Regions from separate parts of the Homo sapiens genome. Here all the other regions are linked to region 2. The links are chromatin loops, found by intact Hi-C in ENCODE. Cell type or tissue: endothelial cell of umbilical vein. All regions are shown on one strand. Region 1 has its middle 62 kb from the start of PMAIP1. Region 2 has its middle 180 kb from the start of MC4R. Region 3 overlaps CPLX4 (complexin 4).

Region 1 (8,000 bases), 710 kb before region 2:
GTTTGTTTGCATTGTGACGTTTTGCATTTTAGAAAAGTCCATAAAAGGACTCAGGTAATATTAACTATCTTGATTTTCACTTAAATCACTTGATTTAAGTGATTATCCTTGATCAGTCAGGATGAACCACTTCTAGGTGGCCTGTTAATTTAAATAAAAGATGCAGGTGGTCTAGACCAGCAGCTCCCGCCCCCCAATCTGTGCTCACTAGTCACCAGACACACAGAGTCAGAACAGTGAGAGACTGTTTTGAATAGTTACCACAAAGCATCTCAAACTTCATCATCCTCAAATGAAAGATCAAATTGGTCTTTTCATAAAAGTGAAAGAGAACAGTATTTAGTGTTACAAAGAACCCTGGCAACTAATGACAGCATTCTAAAATGAACAATCATTAAAGAAATGAAAATTTCAGAAAAATTTGCATCTTCACCCATGTGACTGCAGTGGAAATGTTACACCGGGTGATGGTATTTGTTAAAATACGTTTGTGTCTTCCCATATTCAGTTTGATTCAATATGATATTTTCTTGGAGTTTCTGGGGGCATCACCGGTACCCAGAATTCTTGGAAAGGCAGTGGGTGTCTGGCTGGCACTGCCTGTCACCCCCCTCCCCAACCCAGCACTAGTCTCCCTGCCTGTCTTTTCACATCAAGAATTAAGCAAAATCTAGCATCCTGATGTAATTTAGGAACAAGCTGTTATTTTTTTCTCCCTTAGTCAATAATGTTGTATTGTTTTAGAATTAGAATATCTTTTACAATCTCATTGTAACTCAATCTAATCTTCATTTAAATTAAAAGTAAATTTGCAAAGCAAAAGGAACAATAGTAACCTGCTCAAATCATTTAGACCAATGAGACACTTGAGAAGATCAACAGGGATTTGGGTGGGGGATAGAGGAGGCAAAAACAAGCTGGTTGGCTTGTTCTCATTTCGTTTTGGCATATGGCATTTTCCCAGATGCAACGCTGGGTTTACCAGGTGGGACAGTTTAACTGGAATTTCAGTTCACCGCCAAAATGTTGTATCCTGGTGCTGAAAGGGGACATGAGGAAACTTTTTTGGAGTGGTGGCAATATTGAATATTTCCATATCTGATACCTTGATTCTGGTGACACCTATATGACTATTTGTCAAAATTCACGGAGCTGTACACATTAAAAAGTGAAGTTTATTAAATATGTTATTGAATGTAAATGTTAAACCTGATTTAAAATAAAATAAAATTTTATTAAAATGAAAAAGAAGATACCATATTAGTAATTTCACAGGTCAAATGCAGCCAATTTGAGTAAAATCATTTTGCTCTCTTTTGAAAGGGCATTGAGGTTTTTGTTTGTTTGTTTGTTTTAATACTTTACCTCTATTCTATTTTGTTATCAAGTCTCTTCCAGGGAATATCATTTCAGAGGCTGCAAACTTGAGTTTACTATAGAATCCTTGTGAAATGATCTCATTCTTTATTTTAAAAAATTGTATCTTAGGTCCAAAACCAGAGGTAAGAGGGATCTTGAAAATAACCCACAGTTATACAGAAAACCGTCTGAAAACATAGCCTTATCCTAGACTATTTTATCTAGTTCACCTCTTAACACATTCCTTAGAGCGGTAATCACTTATGTTTTTGCTTTCAATTTCTTGAGCTGTAAAATGTAGGGTGGATTGGATTAGCCTTATTTATGCCACTCAGATTGCTAGTAGTAGCTGCTTGGAAGTACCATGCAGAGAGATGCACAGTGATCTGCCTTCCATGGGCACGGGCTTCAGGGAGCAGAATGCGGGGAAGGGGTGACACCTGACACCTATTTGCTATCTCCACTCTCCTCAAGGCCGTCAGCTCCACAGGGATTGGGTCCTGTTAGTTTTATTTCCTTCTGTATCCTCAGTTCTTAGCACAAGGGAATTCCAAGGGTGTTCAGTAACTCATGTTACAAATGAATGATGATTTGTAAGGTGCTTTTTGGCTCCAAAGATCTGAAGGTTGAAACTGTGACAGGCAGTGGGCCTCAAGTCAGGGCACAGCTTGTCCCTAAATAGTGAGTTATTTTTGAAGCGTCCCTAGAGATCTCTGACACACAGACCCTTCTCACTACCTCTTTAGGTTCTTTTTCACTAGCTGCAGATTTAGATTGTAAATAAAATACAGCTGGGGGCCGGACATGGTGGCTCACGCCTGTAATCCCAGCACTCTAGGACGCCGAGGCGGGCGGATCACTAGAGGTCAGGAGTTCGAGACCAGCCTGGCCAACACGTCGCTACTAAAAATACAAAAATTAGCCGGTCGTGGTGGCATGCATCTGTAATCCCAGCTAGTTAGGAGGCTGAGGCAGGAGAATTGCTTGGACCCGGGAGGTAGAGCTTGCAGTGAGCCGAAATTGTGCCACTACACTCCAGCCCAGGCAACAGAGCAAGATTCTCTAAAATAAAATAAAAGGAATAATTATTTATTCAAAAAATATGAAAAGAAGATAAAAATTACTTGTGATTCAATCATCTAGGGGTAGCCACTGTGAACATTCTAACGTCCATTCTTTCAAATGTCTTCCTGTGTGTGTATACATATATACATATCTACATAAGCACACACAGACCCTCATTTGTGTAAGTGGAATTATAATATTCATACAATTCCATTATCTTCTATTTTTACTCAACAATTTATTAATGGTCAATTAATATAGCTCTGTAATATTCCATTGTATGGATGAGCCGTATTTATTTAATCAGTTCTTTATTTGGGAACATTGGTTGTTTTCAAATTCTTATCCTTTAAACTCTGAATACTCTCCTACTTATATGTTTTGTTTCTTGATAAACACATTCTTCACATAAACTCCCAATGGTGGGATTACGCCGTCAACAGTACTAACATATCACCTTTTGAAACCGAATGGCAAAGTGTCCTCCTGAAAAGTTATTCCTCTTTGTTCTACCAGTAATCATGCTTGTGTGCTCATTTTTAATATGACTCTCTTGGGTTTAGGTAATTTTTATTTTATTTATTTTTATTAATTTTTTTTTTTTTGAGACGGAGTCTCACTCTGTCGCCTAGGCTGGAGTGCAGTGGCGCCATCTTGGCTCACTGCAAGCTCCGCCTCCCGGGTTCACGACGTTCTCAGGTCTCAGCCTCCAAAGTTGCTGGGACTACAGGCGCCCGCCACCACGCCTGGCTATTTTTTGGTATTTTTAGTAGAGACGGGGTTTTACCATGTTGGCCAGGCTGGTCTTGAACTCCTGACCTCGTGATCCGCCCGCCTCGGCCTCCCAAAGTGCTGGGATTACAGGCGTGAGCCACAGCGCCAGGCCTGGTTTTGATAATATTTTAAATTATGCCAATAAGTAAAAATAAAAACAAAAACCAATCGAAAAAACCTCACTATTTGTGAGGGTCCCATCTTGTTTTGTTCCGATGAGTTGAGTGATCTCATCATGTCCGCCAGGTGCTTAGGAGACTGGATATCTCTTTTGCAGCTCTAGTTTTATACTATGAAGGGGGTACTTTTCGGTTCCTAGGTGTATTGCACAAAAGCCTTTTCTCCACTTTGGCTACTGACACTATTTTGCCACTAGAGGGCGATGAGGCTGCAGAAACATAATCCTAAATTGAGCCACTCAATTAACAGGGAGGCGCTGTTAATAATCAGGCTGGGACAACAGGCCTAATGGAGGACGAGCGTTAGAGCCCACGGATCACAATTAGCACATTACTATGGTTGTCCTGCTTTGAGATGTGGTTTAGAATGATAAGCAGGAATATCTCTGTCTAGATTTATAGTATCTGGGTAATCTTTAGAGATGTTCTAATAACCTCAAAAATTTCTCAAAACAGGTAGGACACGATGGGTCATGCCTGTTAATCCCAGAGCTTTCGGAGGCTGAGGTGGGAGGATCACTTGAGGTCAGGAGTTCGAGACCATCCTGGCCAACATAGTGAAACCCCGTCTCTCCTAAAAATACAAAAATTAGCCGGGCGTGGTGGTGGGCACCTGTAATCCCAGCTAGTTGGGAGGCTGAGGCGGGAGAATTGCTTGAATCCAGGAGGTGGAGATTGCAGTGAGCCGAGATTGTGCCATTGCACTCCAGCCTGGCCCACAGAGTGAGACTCCATCTCAAAAAAAAAAAAAAAAAAAAAAAAAATTAAGTACGTTGCAGATAGCATATTGTTTCTACATCAAGTCCAAAGTAATATTTTAGTTAATCGCAATTTGCCACCTAAGAGACAGAAACTCAGTGTAAAAAGACAATCTACTATAATAAGAAAATGTAGGCCGGGTGCAATGGCTCATGCCAGCACTTTGGGAGAGCAAGGCAGGCAGAATGCTTGAGCCCAGGGGTTTGAGACCAGCATGGCCAACATGGCAAAACTCCATCTCTACAAAAAATACAAAACTTCTCAGCAAACTATTGCAAGGACAAAAAACCAAACACCGCATGTTCCCACTCATAGGTGGGAATTGAACAACGAGAACACATGGACACAGGAAGGGGAACATCACACTCCGGGGACTGTTGTGGGGTGGGGGGAGAGGGGAGGGATAGCATTAGGAGATATACCTAATGCTAAATGACGACTTAATGGGTGCAGCACACCAACATGGCACATGTATACATACGTAACTAACCTGCACATTGTGCACATGTACCCTAAAACTTAAAGTATAATAATAATAAAATAAAATAAAAAAATACAAAACTTAGCAGGACATGGTGATGGGTGCCTGTAATCCCAGCTACTCAGGAGGCTGAGTCTGGAGACTTGCCTGAAGCAGAAAGGTGGAGGTTGCAGCGAGCCAAGATGGCGCCACTGCACTCCAGCCTGGGCAACAGATCCAGACCCTATCTTGAAAAAAATAAAAAAGTAGATTCCAGTTTTTTAAACTAGTAGGTGTGTCCTTACAAGGCTGCTAAGCTACTGTGTTCAGCAGAGCCCTTTCTCCATTAAGATGTCTTGACTGCATCTCCTGTCTACCTGAGGATGGATACACTGCCTCCTTCATTCCTCCTCCCAAAAGGCACTGAATAAAAAGTGTTTCCCCTAGCTTCCTTTCCAGAGACTTGGATCAGATGAACACATCCAATAAAGAAAAAAACACTCTTAATTTTTTTTTTTTCTTGTGGAGACAGGGGTCTCTCTATGTTCCCCAGGTGGGCCTCCAACTCCCGGCCTTAAGTGATCCTCCCACCTAGGCCTGCTAAGTGCTGGGATTACAGGTGTGAGTCACCATGCCCAGCCAAAAAAATTCTCTTTGACACTAAGTCCCCCAACACCTCTAGTCACACTCTCCTGCTTTCTTTCCCTCTCTTCCGACAAAACAAACTTCTTAATTATTAACCCAGCAGAGGTGGAGCCCAACTCCCACCTTCACTTCTTAGTGAGTGGCACTTAAACCACAACTAAGCAGGGATGAGATTTTCCCAAACTGATAACTGCCCTCCCAAACAAATCTACATTGACATCATAAATACAGTACTAAGCATTTTATAAGCTTATATATAAGAACATACCTTATTTGAATTGGTGCTAAACTGGGGAGAGGAGAATGCGAGTGGGAACTTGCTCCACATGCAGTGATGAAGCCTGTTCTATGCACCAGCCACAGGTTCTAGGGGCTGGGAAAACAGCAGGGAATAAATGGAATAAATCTAAGTCTTGCCATTGTGTTGCTTAACATTCTCGTGTGGAATATAGACAATAAAACAGTTGACCAATACAAGGTGGGGAGTGACAAGGGCCAGGAAGAAGAATCAAACACAGAAGAGCAGAGAGGGCAATGGAGAGAGCTACTTTGGGTAGGGTAGGGGGAATGTGAACAGAGGTCTGGTTGCAGAAGGGAGGGAGCTACCTGGAGACAGAGGAAGCATATTCCATGTACAGGCCTTAGGGCTGGAATATCTCTGGTAAGTTGAAGAACAATGAGGCCAGAGTGGCTGGAGAGGAGAGAGAGAGAGAGAAGGAAAACGTTGGAGGGTAACTAGGAGCAAGGTTCTGCAAGGTCTTGTTGACCATGGCAGGAATTTGGGGTTTTGCTCCAAGTGTGATGGGAAGCGTGGGAGGGTTGAGAGTGAAGGAGTGGCATGATCTGATTTATGTAATAAAAAAATCACTTGAGTGGCTGTGTGGTATGAAGGAGAAAAATAAACAAACGTGCATTGCATACCTTGTGCTGATAACGAACTATGAATGAAAAGAAGGATTAACTCAATTCTGAGCCTGAAGTTCATGAAAGAATAAAAAAGGAAGGAAAGGGGGGGAAAAGGAAAAACAAAATGTATTCCTATAAACTATTCTCCATCCCATGAGACAACTGTCCATCATTTCTCTATGGATTTTCTCAAACACTTCATAATTCTGCCCCCAGTGTTGGATTTGGGTATGATTGGAAGTATCAGTAAAAATGTATTATATAGATATAATGAGCTCTGTCCACTAAAATGGCCTAGACGCAATAATAACCCAGTGGCAATTAGCAAACTAGGCACCTAGCTCTCACTCTCTAAACACAACAACTTCCCTATTAAAAGGAATTAGGGGAAAAAAGAAATTAGGCATCTTTGAGGATATGGCTGATTTCTAGAATATCTGCTTATGCCAGAAAACAGTGAGCTGTGGTTGAAGACTGATGGAGATGTGGGAGAGGAAAAGGTTGAAAGGGATCCCACTGGCCAGATTTGGGACAATTAGGGCATCAGAGAGAATCACGGCAGTGATGGTACTAACATTTTAATTTTTTTTTTTAAATAAACAAGCAGTTAAGTAAGTAGATGGCAGATAGTGGGAACCAGGTTCCACCCTGTTGGAGGAGGAGGTTACATATGAACAAGGAGAGGCTAGAATGATCCGTGTGGTCCTGGATTGGAGTTGGAGATGCTGTGAACTCATGTTTAGCTTATATACACACAGTGATTCCACGTAGAAATTCTTAAAGATGGGTGTGTGTGCTCAGGTTCACGTACACACATATGTTTCTTTGCTTTTTCAGGGGAGATGGCCCAGAAGTAATGACATTCCAGGAGCAATAGGCACACCTAGCACCCCGATCTTGGTTTCTGTCTAGTGTACCCCAGTAAAAGGAAACAGAGGTCCTTGAAGAACTGGCTGACTCTAGGGCCAGGGCAGAAAATACACATGAAGGGGCCAGGTGCGGTGGCTCACGCCTGTAATCCCAGCACGTTGGGAGACCGAGGTGGGCAGATCACTTGAGGCCAGGAGTTTGAGACCCGCCTGGCCAACATGACGAAACCCCGTCTCTACTGAAAAATACAAAGAATTAGCCAGGTATGGTGACTCTGTCCCCCTCCCCCGCCCCCAAAAAAGAAAACATACACAAAGAGCCTAGAGCATCTTGTAGTGCCAAAAAGTAAGGACACACTTAAAGGAAAAAACTAACCAAAAATACTGCAATGACAGGGTTGTGCCAGAGGGACGCAGGAATCAGCTGAAAAGCTCCCAATGGCCAAGCTGGAGCAATTTGGGATTTTGGGGATTTTTTTTTTTTTTTTTTTTGACACAGGGTCTTACTCTATAGCCCAGGCTGGAGTGCAGAAGCACGATTACAGCTCACTGCAGCCTCCATCTCCTGGGCTCCAGCCATTCTCCTGCCTCAGCCTCCCAAGTAGCTGGAACTACACATGTGGGCCACCTCACTTGGCTAATTTTCTTTTTGTATTTTTTTCTTTCTTTTTTTTTTTTTTTTTTTTTTGAGATGGAGTCTCGCTCTGTCCCCCAGGCTGGAGTGCAGTGGCGCAATTTTGGCTCACTGTAACCTCCGCCTCCTGGGCTCAAGCGATTCTCCTGCCTCAGCCTCCCGAGTAGCTGGGATTACAGGCACGTGCCACCGTGCCCAGCTAATTTTTGTATTTTTAGTAGGGACGGGGTTTCACCATGCCAGGCTGGTCTTAAACTCCTGACCTCATGATCCACCCGCCTTGGCCTCTCAAAGTGCTGGGAATACGGGCGTGAGCCACTGCACCCCGCCTTTTGTGCTTTTTGTAGAGA
Region 2 (8,000 bases):
CTTAGTTTGAATGAGACAAGCAGTTTTTTTGTCTTATGCCAAAAAATGGATTTATAATTTTCATTAGAATCATAAAGTGTTAAGTATATTTAATTAATGGAAATATGTGATAGAAAATATCCAGAAAAAAACTGCGGAATTTCAAATAATACAAATACATTGTTTAAGATTAAATATACAATAATCTTTAGAATACATAAATTTAACTTTAAATGGCAACATTTCAATAAACAAAGAGAAGGTAAGTAGCCATTTTTTTTCATTTATTTTACAATTCAACGTACATGCACTTAAGTAAAAATATTTAAAAATATAAAAATCAGATAATGCTTGGTTTATAACATTTTGTTATCAAAATTAAATTTTATAAATAAAATGTTATAATTTTCACATGTGGACTTTTCCTTAATTTCTAAAATTATACATGTAGGTTATGTTGTTTTTGTAGTTTAACCAATATTGAAATCTATAAAAAGAGTATTCTCTCTATAATTTCACCTCCTTGGAATTTGCTGTTTGATTTCTAAATAAACAATTTCTTCTATTTTCATTAAAATGCACTCATTTTCAGTCTGGCGTGTGGGCTCACACCTGTAATCCCAGCACTTTGGGAGGCCAAGGAGGGCGGATCACCTGAGGTCAGGAGTTAGAGACCAGTCTGGCCAACATGGTGAAACCCCGTCTTTACTAAAATACAAAAATTGCCTGGGTGTAGTAGTGGGCGCCTGTAATCCTAGCTACTCGGGAGGCTGAGGCACAAGAATCACTTGAACCCAGGAAGCAGAGGTTGCAGTGAGGCGAGATCATGCCACTGCACTCCAGCCTGTACCACAGAGCGAGACTTTGTCTCAGAAAGGAAAAAAAAAAAGCACTTATTTTCTTTTGTATTTCCTTTCTGTTTTCAAAGATATCTCTTACTCGAAATGCTTAGAGTACAACTTTTTTTTTGTCTTTCATATCGCTAATATTAACGAGAGTGATGTACATGGTGTATTTTTAAATGATTCCTTTTTAAAAATTATGTAATATTAAATGATAATTGAGCTACCACTAATTATGTAACCAATTTCACTTGCTGGATGAGGAGGTGTTTCTCATTTCTTGCCACTAGAAACATTTGTAACAGATGCCCTATAGATTTTGCACAGTGGAAAGGCATTATGTCCCTAGATATTTTTAACTGCAAATATTCTTTAGAGTACAAAGAAACAGAAAGAATGCGTAAGCCCAGTTTGAACTATAAAAACCAGGCAGGAGCAACAACAATCTCTCATGGAATCCAAGAATAAAAAATCTGTAGAATAGAAATAACTATAGTAATTGTATACATTTTGAGTGCTGATAGATACTATGCTATTTCCCAAAAACTGTAAAAATGAACAACAATGCGTAAGAAAAATCTAGTTACTTGGGAACAGAAAATGTGGCATGAAAAAGAGTAACAGGAAATGGCACTAAGTTTTATCACACGTATACTATGTACCAGTTACTTTCACTTAAATGAACAAGTTTAGTGTTCACAATGACCTTGGAGTTTATTCTCAGGAGGATGATACAGTCCACATTTTGGAGATGAGATAACTGCTCTAGGAAAGTTTTAAATTATTTCACAGGCCATGAGTAGTAGAAATGAGTTCTAACTCATTTCTGTCTGACTCTTAAGGCTTCCTCTTCCAAGGATTGATTCTGAGTTACTATTTGTAAAGGCTAATAAGGCTATATTTAAGATTTATAGTTTTACATTAAATGGGATGACCATACATCTTGCATGTCCAGGACAGTTCTGGTTTATGCCTGTCATAGTTTTTAATAGTGTCCCTTTCATTCTCAAAGTGTTTAAATAAAAGGTGAAATATTTGTCTTACTTAAAGAGGACCTTCCCAGGTAAATTTCCAGGGTACGAGGCCACTTACCTGATGAGAGAAGAGACTGTCACCAGGTGTGATCACAGAGGAAGAGTAAGGGGTGCCAAAAACAGAAATGTACGAATTCTGTTCCTGTTCCACTTTACTAAGTGTGTCTATTTCCTCCTGGGCTTGTGCCTTTGATTGGGAAGGGATTTTTTTTTTTTTTCCATTTTTTAGACGGAGTCTCACTCTGTCGCCAGGCTGGAGTGCAGTGGCTCAATGGCGTGATCTCGGCTCACTGCACCCTCTGACTCCCTGGTTCAAGCGATTCTCCTGCCTCAGCCTCCCGAGTAGCTGGGACTACAGGCAAGTGCCACCACGCCCAGCTAATTTTTGTATTTTCAGTAGAGACGGGGTTTCACCATGTTGGCCAGGATAGTCTTGATCTCCTGACCTCGTGATCCGCCGGCCTCGGTCTCCCAAGGGAAGGGATTTTACCTAAGCCTGAGATAAAGAAAAACTGGTCTGGGTTCTGGGGCTTTTGGACTTAGCCTACATGAGTGTAGCTCTCAGGTGTCTGGCAAGAGGTTGACACATCCTCACAAATAACTGTAGAGGATGATAGAACATGCTCTGTGGGAGAAATAAAAGAGAAATGATTGATTTCAGTGGAGCAAGAGAGAAGCTGTAGTTTATAGGTACCAGATGACTGGGAGCGATTGGGAATTTGTGCTGAATATTAATAGTTTGGTAGAATTTTGACTTGAGAAGGAACAGAGTTAAGAACACTCATCTCATTCAAAGGAGGACACTAGATTTCAAATATCTGCATCAAAAAATGAGTATTATGAACAAATTGAGGCCAATACATGCCATCCCCAGAATGGAAAAATGTATATCACCAAACTCTTTATAAATCTCGCCTACTGATTGTGTTAATAATTTGTTTTTTATACAGTTTTTATTATTTTCTAGTTGACAAATAAAAATTATATATATTATTTACAACATGTTTAAAAATATAAATACATTGTGAAATGGCTAAATCAAGCTAATTAACATATGCGTTACTGCACATGCCTATCATTTTTCACCTTAAAAAGGCATAGAAGCAGATAATGGAATGGTGGTTATCAGTGGCTTCAAAAAGAGAGGGGAGTGCCGGGCGCAGGCCTCACGCCTGTAATCTGAGCACTTCGGGAGGCCGAGGCAGGCAGATCAAGAGGTCAAGAGATCAAGACTATCCTGGCCAACATGGTGAAACCCATCTCTACTAAAAATACAAACATTAGCTGGGCGTGGTGACATGCTCCTGTAATCCCAGCTACTCGGGAGGCTGAGGCAGGAGAATCGCTTGAACCTGGGAGGCGGAGGTTGCAGTGAGCCGAGATCGCGCCACTGCACTTCAGCCTGGGAGACAGAGTGAGACTGTCTCAAAAAAAAAAAAAAAAAAAAAAAGAGGGGAGATTTGAATGTGTTGATCAAAGGGTACAAAATTTCAGACGGGAGGAATAAATTCAAAAGTCCTGTTGTACAACATGGTGACTGTAGCAATAATAACATATTTCATTCTTAAAAATTTCTAAGGAAGTGGATTTCAGGTTTTCTCATGACAAAATAATTTTATTATTTCACTATCCTGTTAAAAAAAATCCCTTTAAAAGTGATAATCTGATTTTCCTAAAATACACTGTAAGAGGAAAAAACAGTGTTTTGAATATCAAATTGTCAAAAAACACTTGATTTTTCTAGTCTAGTAAACAAAGTGAAAGCAACTGATTCTACTGAGTTAATTTCTTGAATTTCATCATCTGTAAGCTTCTTACACAGGATTGTAAATACAATAGCGCCCTCTATGGCTCATTCTCTGTGCAGAATTCCAGCATTTGAAACGAAGAAGGCAAAATTGTTCTTAGATTTATGACTGTTCTCAAAATAAAAAAGTAGTTATATAATCTTTTAATCTAAATTATGTAAATCTGAATATGTAATACTTTTAAAATAAATATATTTTCTGGTCTCCTAAGAAAATGAATGTCATAAATAGGGTCCTGGAAAAATTTTAAGGTGTATACATTACATTTAAATATTATTTAGATATTTCCAAAACTGCATTTGAATTACAAAAACAATTGGAGTTCTCTTCTTTAAAAATGTAATCTCTAAAGTTTGTCATGTGCTTAGAACTAATGGAACTAGATTTTCAGAAAGGTTCCTCTGATATTAAAATCTTTCTCTCTGAAACCAAGTCACTCTCCAGTTGCCAGCTGCTATTAGTACTCATTACTTAATATCTTAATCTATTTAGAAATACCATTCTTTTCTGGATGATTTCTCCTAGTAAAAGTGACATAGCTGTTTCATTTGACAGACTCCATTTTTTTAACAACAAATGTACTTCAAATATTTTGATTTTAAAGGATTTTGATGTGTGATTAAGAGACATGTTAAGCAAAACCAATTCAGTTAGTTCCGAACTTGGTGAATTTTCATTGTGGCCGAATCTATATGTATCAACAGTTTCCATTAGATGTGAGACTTTTTTCTCAGCTTTAGAGACATTGTTTTCATAGCAAAACCTTCAATTCTTACAGAAGCAGTTCAGAGGCGTAAATGAATTTAGGAAAACAAAAAGAGATAATGGATTCACTCCAGATTATTATTATTAAGTGCTTAATATATATCACTGCTTCTCTGGGAACTGGAGCCACAGAAGTGAATAAGCTTAGAACATCATAGCTCTCATGGGGAGGTGAGAGGGGGGTGTCCAGACAATCAACAGATCAAGAATGAAATTGATTTTGTACTTTCCAATACTTTTGAGTGTCCTGAGGAGTTCAAACATAGTGGCATGACAGAGAATGATGGGGTTAGGATAGTTGGGAGTAGGCACTTTAGATTGGATGCTGTTAGAAGACAATTCTGAGATGAGGAGATAGAAATACTCAGTGTTACATCAGGACTATTAGTGTGGAATTATTTCAGTATAATTTTTGTTATTCTCTGCTCCACAGGATAAAAGCCAGGAAGCAGTGGACACCGATATGAGGAAAACTTAAGATTATAAATGGTTGTTATTTTTAATATTTTACCATTGGATTTAACATTTAATAATTCTTTGGAGACATATAGATTTTAAAAAGGAAAGAAAAAAACAAATGCCAACATTTACTGCCTTTTTTTTTTTTTTTTTTTTTTGACATGGAGTCTCTCACTCTGTCTCCAAGGCTGGAGTGCAGTGGTGTGATCTCGGCTCACTGTAACCTCCGACTCCCAGGTTCAAGTGATTCTCCTGTGTCAACCTCCAGAGTAGCTGGGACTACAGGTGCATGCCACTATGCCCAGCTAATTTTTGTATTTTTAGTAGACACAGGGTTTCACCATATGGGTCAAGCTGGTCTTGAACTCCTGACCTTGTGATGTGCCCACATTGGCCTCCCAAAGTGCTGGGATTACAGGCGTGAGCCATGGCACCCGGTCTCATTTACTGCTTTTTGAAGAGTTGAACTAATTAAATACTCTGAAAGTGAAAGTATCAGATTTCTCCCATTGGAATCTAATATAACATGACTCTCAAAATTTTTTAAAGTATAAATCTAACCCTGAATACTTATTCTTTTGTCCATGAAAGATTATCAAATATTTTATTTACCTTGTACATATAAATTAATAAAAGTAAAGATACAATATGTGAAACCACATACATATTTAACAAAAGCAAGTGCAGACTATTACTGTGGAGAAAATGGAAGCAATGTGAGCCTATGGTTTGCTTGGTTTCCTGCTTAGAGGTGATCTGAATTGCAGACATAGGAAGAAAGCACTTAAACATTGCTCAGAAACTTCACTAAATAAAAGAGAAGGAAATTAGTGTTTGGGGAAGCTGAGGTAGCTAGAAATCTTGACAAGGAGTCTCACGATAGAGTGAGGTGCTCAGCAGAAAAAAAAAATAAAGAAATCTGCATAAATTCTCTGGGAGTAGTAGGCCATACATACGTAACTTGAAACTGCACCAGGATAGACAAAGAACTCACACAGGGTAGAGAAATATTTGAGGTCCCACCAGCTGAAGTGGAGAATACATAGTGATCATTTAGTATTTAGTTATAGTGTTGATTATATTTAGAACGATGGCTACTCTAAACCTGCCCTACCAAAGCTTTAAAAACAGATCCCAAAGGCATCAAACTAATACACAAGTAGATTAATGATCCAAAAAAACAAAACCAGACATTCCGTAAAGAAAACAAAAATGTAATATTCAGAACATCTTGGATCCAATTATTACTGGACATCCTAGGAAACAGAAAAATATAACTCAGGCCGGGCGTGGTGGCTCATGCCTGTAATACCAGCACTTTGGGAGGCCCAGGTGGGTAGATCACAAGGTCAGGAGTTCAAGACCAGCCTGACCAACATGGTGACACCCCATCTCTACTAAAAATACAAAAATTAGCTGGGTGTGGTGGCACGCCTGTAGTCCCAGCTACTCAGGAGGCTGAGGCAGGAGAATCGCTTGAACCCGGGAGGCGGAGGTTGCAGTGAGCTGAGATCACACCACTGCACTCCAGCCAGGGTGAAAGAGCAAGACTCCGTCTCAAAAAAATAAATAAATAAAATAAATAAATATAAATAAATAAAAAATATATAAATAAATATTTTTAAAATATATATTGTATATATTATATTCTCTCTCTCTCTATATATATATACACACACACACACACAACCCAAAGCTGAAAGAAAAACAGGTCAATAGAAATAGACCCAGAAATGAAAGATATGCATATGTGTCTATTAAGGGAGCTATTTAAGTAATTCAAGTATTTTAAGAAAAGAGTGAATGATGATGACAATGGCAGTGGCTGCTGCCATCATGACAGCTGCAACAGGAAAGCGCGGCTGGGGCTGCACACTCCATGGAGCCATTGGGAGCCCTGCCCCTTCTGAGTTGGGACAGGAGCTCCCCTGCCAATGCAGCTGCCCAAACTGCAGCTGCAGACCCAGGCTTCCTTCTCTATGCAGCAAGCAGGAGCCCTGCCTTCCTGGGTGGGGCCACAGCCGCCCAAATTACAGCTGTGGATCTGAGCCTCCCTGTGCTCTTGGGGGAGCTGGGAACAGGCAGGATCTGCCTTCCTGGGTGCAGCTGCAGCCATGGCATCCTCAGCTGCAGACCTGGGCCTCTTGCTCCAGGAAGCAGGCAGGAGCTGGGGACAAGTGGGAGCCCTGCATCTTCCAAGGTGGCCGGGTAGGAGCTCCTGGGTGGAGCTGCGGCTGTCCTCCCCGGTGCAGGACCCTGGCATCTCTGCAGCCTGCACCTTCGGGCACCCCAGTAAGGCCCTTGCTGTCCCTGCAGGCTTACATATCGGATCCTACTATCTGGCCTCTCTCCACTCCCAGCATCCTCTCCGATTTCGGAGTGGGGTTGGGGCTAAGCCCCGGGGCCATGAATGGCAACAGGTGGCAGACAGAGTCCTGGGCAGAAGGGGGCAGAGTCCCCAGTACGGCCCCACCCTTAGGCCAGGGAGGGCCTGAAGACTGGGGCTGGGCTTCCAGTCCCAAGGACTGGAGTGGGAACTCATGGTACCTCTTCTGGACCCACTTATGGCTGCCCATGGATCAATCTGCACACACTTCCTCCCTTCTGAGGTGCATAAAGGCCCTGGGCTCAGCCAGAGCAGGGCAGAGGATGGCCAGAGGATAAGGAGAGCAGAGGATAGAGAGACTGTTGGAGTACCCTCTCCCCTGATAGCTGGAGGAGATGGAATGTGCAGCTGCAGAGAATAGTACCCTCTCTGCTGACAGCAGCAGCTGCAGTGGAGAGCTTCAGAGACCTGCAGCGACATCTGAATTACTTGCCTGTAGAGAGGAGCCACCCTCTCCAGGGCCTCCTCCCTGCTGAGAGCTGAACACTCAAGAGGAGAACCTGCCTACAGAGAGGAGCTACCCACTCCTCTGAGCCATTCTAAGACTAAATAAAACTCTTCTTCTTCACCCTTCACTTGTCTGTGTACGTCATTCTTCCTGGACACAGGACAAGAACTCAGGCAAAGGCACTGTGGCCACAGAGGTTTCCAGCTAGAAAAATTGACACCCTAGTGATCCTATAACAATGAGTAGAAAAATGAAAGCTATATGGATCAACTGAAATTT
Region 3 (8,000 bases), 1.2 Mb before region 2:
GCCTTCCCACCGCCTGGCCACCAGAAACAGCTGCTCAGAAAGCAGGAGGTTTCGGTGTCTCAGACCCTGCTGGGCAGCCCCAAGAGCTCCTAATCTGAAGGGGTCTGGCAAAGGAAGGTTCACACAATCATCTTTGTTATTTTTTTTAAGAGGCAAATTTTACATTCAACTGTAATGGAGCTTTCAATGTGACACATTTAAAGAAAACTCTGTTAAGTTTCTCCTATATGCATCTTTATTCGAAATGAATGGTGCCCTTAATACGGCAGACAAACACCAGGTGTAACTAAATCATATAGCTCAGCAGGGGTCACAACATTATTTTTCAATGACTAACCTAGATTGACAATTCTGTTAATAGGATTAGGGTTCATTGTGGAACTGTTTTCTCTTATTAATTTAGCTTGACTTACATATACATTTTAAATTGGCCAGGGAGAGGAACACATTTGCTTTTAGAAAGAATCTTGTAGCTTTATTTAAAACATATTGCTTCCTCTACTTGAAGAAATATGGTGTTTTAATTATAAAACAAGGAAACCTTTGTGTTTTATACAAAACTACAATATCCAATCTGGACTAGTTATTTTCATAAAATTGTATTTTACTGTAACTCTAATGGCAGGTAAATTCTTTCTGTTGTGTTGACACTTTGTTCTTTGGGCATTTTATTTTATTTTATTTTATTGAGATGGAGTCTCACTCTGCTGCCAGGCTGGAGTGCAGTGGCACAATCTCGGCTCACTGCAACCTCCAACTCTCTGGTTCAAGCGATTCTCCTGCCTCAGCCTCCCGAGTAGCTGGGATTACAGGCATGCGCCACCATGCCCAGCTAATTTTTGTATTTTTAGTAGAGACGGGGTTTCACCATGTTGGCCAGGATCGTCTCGATCTCCTGACCTCGTGATCTGCCCACCTCGGCTTCCCAAAGTGCTGGGATTACAGGGGTGAGCCACTGCGCCCGGCCGGGCATTTTTCTTTCTTTTCTTTTTCCCCAATAACATCCATTTACTCAACAATCAGTGTGTGTGTGTGTGTGTGTGTGTGTGTGTGTGTGTGTGTGTGCAATTTTCTATATCTCAGGCACCTTGCTAGGCACTGAGCACAGAGATTTAAAAGTCGGTCCCTTTTTAAAAGGAGCACACAGTAGGTGCAGATATTTAGGGTCATAAGATGATGTAGGAGACATGGACTCAAGATATATGGGGACATGGAGGAGGATGACCCAATCCAGAACTAGGTAGAGGGAGGGAGATCATGGAAGGCCCTGGAAGAAGTGGCACTGACCAGAGTCTTACAGAAAGCAAAGGCCACAGGGAGCAGGGAACGAAGCAGGAGGAAGTGCTAGTCCAGGCAGGGAGTAGTAGCAAGAGGTGAGGCTGGAGAGACAGGAGCCATATCATGGCATACAGGACAAGGAGTTCGGATTTTATTCTAAAAGACATAGTGGCTTTAAACAAACAAACAAACAAACAAACAAAAAACAGGAAAGAAACAGGATCAGATTTGCATTTTAGAAACCTCAGTATGGAGGGGGACAAGACTCCAAGTAGAAAAGCTATGGTGAATTGAGAACTCTGAATTAAGATGACTTGGCGATTTACTGGACGTGCAGCTGGAGCAGGGAGGGAAGAGGCAATGGTGACATCTGGTAGCCAGCCTGGGAGATGATGGGCTTGTCGGGAGAGCCACCCATGGAAGTGGAGCCTATAGGAGGAGCAGGTTTATGGGGAGAATGAGCAAGTGAGTTTTGGATATGAGCTGGTTCTACCTGTGAAGTGTCCAAGGAAAGGTGGCTGCAGTTATGAAATTTCGGGAGATGTGGTCTGGAGGTATAGATTTGAGAATCATCAACATGTAGGTGGTAGCAAAAAGCAATGGCAAGGTGCAGCCCTCGAGGACAATGTGCAGGCTCGAGTGAGAAGAAGAGCCAGCCAAGGGGGCACCCCGGAATATCCCACAATTTGCAGGCAGACAGAGAAAGATAACTCATAAAGAAGAAGCAGTACGAGAACAGGAACCAGAGGGTGATGTCTGCAAGCTGAGGAGAGAGAGGGCTTTAAGGAAGAAGAGATCACCAGTGCTAGAAGAAACAAAGAGGCCCCAAGAGAAATTAAGGGAACCACTTACTGTATTTAGACAGACCCTGAACATCTGGAAGAAGAAGGTTTCAGCAGAGCAGTGAGAACTAGTCATTTAAGGGAAGACACCTAAAAAGCCATGTTTACTCAGAAAGTACTGTTTCCTTGTTTTAGATGGGAGAGATTTGACCTCCTTTATTAAGGAGAGGCCAATCAAGAAGGAGAAACTGAAGATACAGGATGTGGAATAATTAGTGGTGTGCGATCCAAATCTAACGTGAGCATCATGGATGACTTTAGGCATTTTAAGTCCTCTGATGACCTATAATTTGACAACTAGAGGAAATCGACATAATCTGGATATGTGTACACGAACATTATAATGACTGGTATAGATACATATACATATACATACTTACTGCAGATTACTGCAATTTGATTACTGCCCTTATTTAATTACTTATCTGATTACCAAAATTAACAATGGTCACCAAAAGACATTGGTATAGCAAATAGTATTGTCACTAACAATTAATAAACTTGAGACCCAAGACCTTTTATTGTTTATCTAGAGGGCTATGGCTTATGTTGCTCCTTTTCAAAGAGTCTACATTTGCTTTTCCCTGTCAGCAATAGAGTGAAACTCTTTTTCAGAGGAAACACCAGCCAAATAATTTCTTTAGAAAATACAGTTCTAATTCCAAAATGTGACATAGTTATCCTCATTAGACCTGACAGCTCCCGGGAAGACATTTTCTCAAATCTGCTCCCCGTCGGGCCTTGGTCAGGGGAAGGGTCTAGAACTGAATCCTGCTGTTATGTAACCGCTGTGGTGGTGACCCTGGGGAATTGTGAATGAGGCACCCAGGGGGTCATCCCTCATTAGCTGGAGGACATGTTAAATTCGTCCAATTCCCTGTGGGCTGTTAATACTATTACTATGAATGCTTACCCAATATGGGCTTTAGAAGATGGCACAGGTTAAGTATTCTGCAAACCTGGCAGGGAGGGGACGGTTATTAGGAACCCACTAGAGTCCCAGTGACCCCTGCTTTCTGTCTTGTGCCGTTTTCTTTGTCAGACAGTCTGTTCAGTTCTAAAGTCTACCACCAGGAATCTGATGCCCAGTTTAGAGGGATATGAGGAGAAGGGGGCACGAAAAAGTCCTGGATGAAGAGTAAGGAGGCTTGAGTCTCCATTTGTCACAGCAAGCTTTGTGACCTTCGGAACGTCCCTACATTTACATGATCCTTATGGTTATGTATTGAGTGCACACATATGGTATGTGCTTTTCCGGATGTAAAAAAATAAGTCTATTGAAAAGAGAAACAGCACTCAGACACTGGTGTCGAGGAGCCAAAGTACTGTGGTCATCCAGGAACCTGAACCTGTTCTAGGAAAAGAACTTAGAAGGTTGGAGGGAAGTGATGGTTGGCATGTTCCTCAGATGACCTTGGAAGCCAAGCCCCAAAGAGGGGACTTATAAGGACTTGGGAATCTGTTGCTCTGTTTCCCTCCGAATACAGCAGTTCCTTTGGTTCAGCCCTCGGTCAGCCCTCCCCTGGCCTCAGTAAGAGCCAGCACTGGCAGGCCTGCCTCTCCTCTCCTTCCCTCCAGTTCTTTGGACAGAGCACCATGCCTTGGGCTTGTCAATCACATCTCTTAGTGACCCAGATGGGCACTGTCTGGCCTTCCAGGGTCTCCTTGCTCCTTAATGAAGCATCTAGGAGACAAAACCCTACACCTCGCATCCCCACTGTGTTTTTCTGATTTTTTTTTTTTTTTTGAAATGGAGTCTTGCTCTGTCGCCCAGGCTGGAGTGCAGTGGCCCAATCTCGGCTCACTGCAGCCTCTGCATCCCGGGTTCCAGCAATTCCCCTGCCTTAGCCTCCTGGGTAGCTGGGATTACAGGGGTCCGCCACCATGGCCGGCTAATTTTTTTTGCCCGGCTAATTTTTTTTTTTTTGTATTTGTAGTAGAGACGGGGTTTCACCATGTTGGCCAGGCTGGTTTTGAACTCTTGACCTCAGGTGATCCGCCCGCCTCGGCCTCTCAATGTGCTGGGATTACAGGCGTGAGCCACCGCGTCCGGCCTCTCTCTAAGGATGGCTTTCTAAAGGTTCCATTACGGAGTTTCCTCTGCGTAATCAGAGACAGACTTTAGGTACCTACAGTTCAATAACAACCAGCAGCTAAGCCACTGGGTAAGTTGGCTGAATTCAGTATTAGAATAAAAAGCATGGCACTGGAGGCCTGGGGCATGATTCTGCCCCCCATAAGCTTCATTTATTCAGTCATCTCTCAAGGCCGAAGATTCCAATTCCTTCAGCCCGCCCTCGATTGCTGTCGTTTCAGAATCTCTCTGCAGCCTGGTCACTGCGGAGACAGCGGAAACTCGGCTGTTTGCGAGCTCCCTCTCCCGTTATGCCATGGGAGGATAGAAAACGCACGATCTGGTCCTTAATAACAAAATAGTAAGGCTTTTTTTTTTTCCTTTTCTTTCTTTCTTTGTTGTTGTTTTGTTTTCCCCCCCATCCCATCCAATGACCTATCAAGACTTTTTTTTTTTTTTTTTTTAAGTCACCTCTAGAAATTGGTTTCTGCCCCTCCCTGGTCCTGCCACCACCCGCAGCCCGGGTTCCGCCTCCCGCGGGTGCCAGTGGCCGCGGCGCTAGGAACACCAGGGGGCGCCGGCGTCGAGGATTCGGGGCCCGCGCTGGCGACCGCTGCGCCCTCCTTGCTCCAGCCAGGATCTGGCTTGGACGGGAGCGGCTGTTCTGCATAGCCTGGGCAGACGTTAGCCTGGGAAACGTGTCTGTCCCCCGCAGCCTCTTTTTCGCCACATGGGCCATCGAAGGGTCCCTGTACCCAGAGCCTCGTCAGTGCGGGGACGCGGGCGGGAGGGTAACGTGCGACAAGTGACAGCGCGGGAGGCAGAGGAGGCGCCCAAGGGTGGGGCTGGTTTGCAAGCGCAAAGTGTTGCACTGGGGTAGGGGAAGTTAGCCACAGCTGGTGATAACTGGACTAAGTGGAATACGATCCAGCTGATTTTTTAAACTTTTAAATTTTAGTTTTTAAACTGCTCCTTGCAGAGCAGGGCAGTCTGCCCAGAGTAGCCGATTTTTCTTATCATATAGTTTTATTAGGTGCTATTTTTATAGCTAGCTACACGGGATTAGAATTTCCATGTGCTTTACAAAAAGCAGGCAATTGTATTATTGGTATTTGTAGTATCTTCCATACCATAGGCACGGTTTTGAAACATTGTGTGTAGAATCCATTGTTACAAATGCAACCAAATATAAAAACGCCCTTGGAGGAGGGGGTCCCCACCTGGAAGTAAACTGCAATGAATGATGGTGTGTACAATGTTCTCAAGTGAAATTCTTATCTGTTTGTTTGGATTGTATTTGGAATTTAGACAGCTACTTGCAGATCTAGGGTCAAACCGTTAGACAACACAGGAGAAATAATATGCTCCCATTTTTTTAAGCCACGTGGAATTCAAAACTGCCCTAAAATTTTGGGGAACAGCTCAAAATATTAAGAGTAGAAAGAGGCCGGGCGCAGTGGCTCACGCCTATAATCCCAGCACTTAGGGAGGCCGAGGTGGGCGGATCACAAGGTCAGGAGATCGAGACCATCCTGGTTAACACGGTGAAACCCCGTGTCTACTAAAAATACAAAAAATTAGCCAGGAGTGGTGGTGGGCGCCTGTAGTCCCAGCTACTCGGGAGACTGAGGCAGGAGAATGGGGTGAACCCAGGAGGCAGAGCTTGCAGTGAGGGGAGATCATGCCACTGCACTCCAGCCTGGGTGACAGAGTGAGACTCTGTGTCAAAAAAAAAAAAAAAAAAAAGAAAAAGAAAAAAAGAGTAGAAAGAACAAATGCCTTGAAAGGAGGAGCCCTGTTGAAGTCCTTTTGTGAACAAGCTGCTCTTTTTCATGGTTGTGGGGCCTGAGTTCCAGTCCTAAGTCTGTCACAGGAGATGTGGCTTATTGCAAAGCTACTTAACCCTCCTGGGCTGCAGTTATCTCAGGTGTAAAATGACGCAGTGGTATGAGATTATTAGATGAGCTTTATGGTCTCTTTCATGGTCTATGAGAAAATCAGGTGGGGTCTCAAATGCATTATGCATTTGAAACAGCTGTAGAAAAGGGGCTATATGAACATCAGTAAGCCATGCAATGAAAGACACTGGTGGGCTCTACTGTTATTTATCAACATCCTTCATGTCGGTCCCTCCCCCTAGCTGGCTTTAGAGAGCAGTAGCCTATGCAGGTATAGCCACAATCATTCTCCAGAGAGGACCTGGATTTGTGCATTTCATGGCTATCATTTTTTCCTCTTTCCATAGTTTCTGTTGGAAAGGCTCTTGTTTCAAAAGATACCCTGGCACAGAGATTTAAGAATTATTTTTCTTGGAAGAGTACTTAAACCTTACTGCTAAGCCTAAGGGTGTTCACCCCTGAAGATCTGGAAGTCAGCAAGACTGCTGATTTACCATTAGTGGAGAAACAGATAAAAGGCTTGGGGCCTTGAGGCTCAGGAACCTCCATTGTTGCATTGATTACACACCTAAGGACTGGCGGTCCTCAAGACCCCTGGTTGTTATTATCAGGAAATAAGACTTTTGTGCCCAGAGATCATAATGTCAATAATAAGAGCTCTATTGTCAGGCGTTGTACTAGGTCCTTTATATTACATTATCTCAGACAAAGATCCTATGAAGTTAGGTACTTCAGCCCTCATTTTATAGATGAGGATACTGAGGCTCAGATTTTTTTTTCTATTGCTGCTGCATAAATTAAGAGACTCAGATATTTTTAAAAACCATGTGATATTGCATCACAGAGCTACAACGGAACCCCAATTCTCCCTAGATCCCTACAGAAGAATAACAGTTGCCAAAAATAAATCTGTAAAAAGCCCTACATTCTGGACGATGCACACCCAGCCAATCGTGTGTGTGTGTGTGTGTGTGTGTGTGTGTGTGTGTGTGTGTGTGAAATTTCTGCTTCATCCCAACAAGTTGATGATGCTTTAATCAGATGGCCCAAGAGCAGAGGCCAGGGGCTTCAGCGCAGTAGCATGAATCCGACTCAATCTTCCTGCCTAGGGCGAGACCACATTGCTAAAGTGAGCCAATGACATCCAGGGAGTTTCAGGAAATTCACCAGACAATGAAAGTGGAAAGGACAGTGTTTAGAAGTGCTTCACTCTTCCAAAATGCAAGCACAGTGAGGAAAAGTTATTAAACCTGAACGGGGCTGGGGGTAGGAAAAGCAAGGCATTCTTTTCCAAGTTCATTGGTTGTGAATGAAATGAGCTTACATTTTATTGTGGGTTTTCCTTCCCTTATTAAGAACAGAACCCAGGTTCCTTGGGCACCTTAGGGATCAACCTCTACCATGTTTAAGTCTTTGGTGATTTCATCAGTGACCTTGCATAGACAGTGGCTTCTCCCTTGTCTAGTGCTTGTAGTTTCTAAAATCAGCTTTTTCTGGGATCTGCTGGGGATCCATGGAAGGAATTGGTTTAGCAGCACTTTCTAGACCACCCAGACTTGGAGATGGCTCTCATACTTGGGATCATGCCCTTTGGAGGGATCTTTTACTTTGGCTTCTCCAGATGGAAGATGTTCTTTAAGGGATGGCGCATCTTTGGAATATGAAATTGAATAACCAGCTCAGAAGGTGAAGGTGGAGTCATTTAGTCAGGTAGACAGGTAGTGAAGGTGGAGTCAGGTGGTATGAGTCAGAGTAGCAAAGTGATGGGCCCTCTGTCACTACTGGATGCAAGCCCTGGAATAGTACCTCCAAGACGTGTTCCACAACATGTCAACGCATTCCCTTCCCACCAGGAGACCAACGACTCACTCGACCACAGCCTACAGCAGTCACCCTCAGCCAGTGCTG

The links. Peaks named below come from ENCODE experiments on the same cell type or tissue, not always from the same donor. Only the 100,000 strongest peaks of a DNase experiment are listed, where the experiment ranks them.
Region 1: a loop joins it to region 2, with 17 times the contacts of the local background. A loop is called at or near these places in 50 of 110 quality-filtered maps.
Region 3: it touches region 2 in a loop (9-fold over the local background); 4 of 110 quality-filtered maps call a loop at or near these places.

The regions. Positions count from the first base shown.
Region 1 is chr18:59,834,132-59,842,131 of GRCh38, forward strand. No RefSeq gene overlaps it. Among named protein-coding and RNA genes, the nearest start is that of PMAIP1, 62 kb to the right of the region's middle. In endothelial cell of umbilical vein, a CTCF peak has its summit at 3,573 (motif pointing right); a DNase peak (open chromatin) is centred at 3,590; H3K27me3 peaks cover 829 bases.
Region 2 is chr18:60,545,848-60,553,847 of GRCh38, forward strand. No RefSeq gene overlaps it. Among named protein-coding and RNA genes, the nearest start is that of MC4R, 180 kb to the left of the region's middle. RefSeq lists an enhancer at 7,149-7,648. In endothelial cell of umbilical vein, a CTCF peak has its summit at 3,718; a DNase peak (open chromatin) is centred at 3,694.
Region 3 is chr18:59,303,903-59,311,902 of GRCh38, forward strand. All of the region lies in intron 2 of CPLX4 (complexin 4), which reads right to left. Among named protein-coding and RNA genes, the nearest start is that of CPLX4, 11 kb to the right of the region's middle. RefSeq lists silencers at 4,789-4,858, 4,909-4,958, 4,999-5,058, 7,855-8,000. In endothelial cell of umbilical vein, a CTCF peak has its summit at 4,745 (motif pointing right); a DNase peak (open chromatin) is centred at 4,789; H3K27me3 peaks cover 1,150 bases.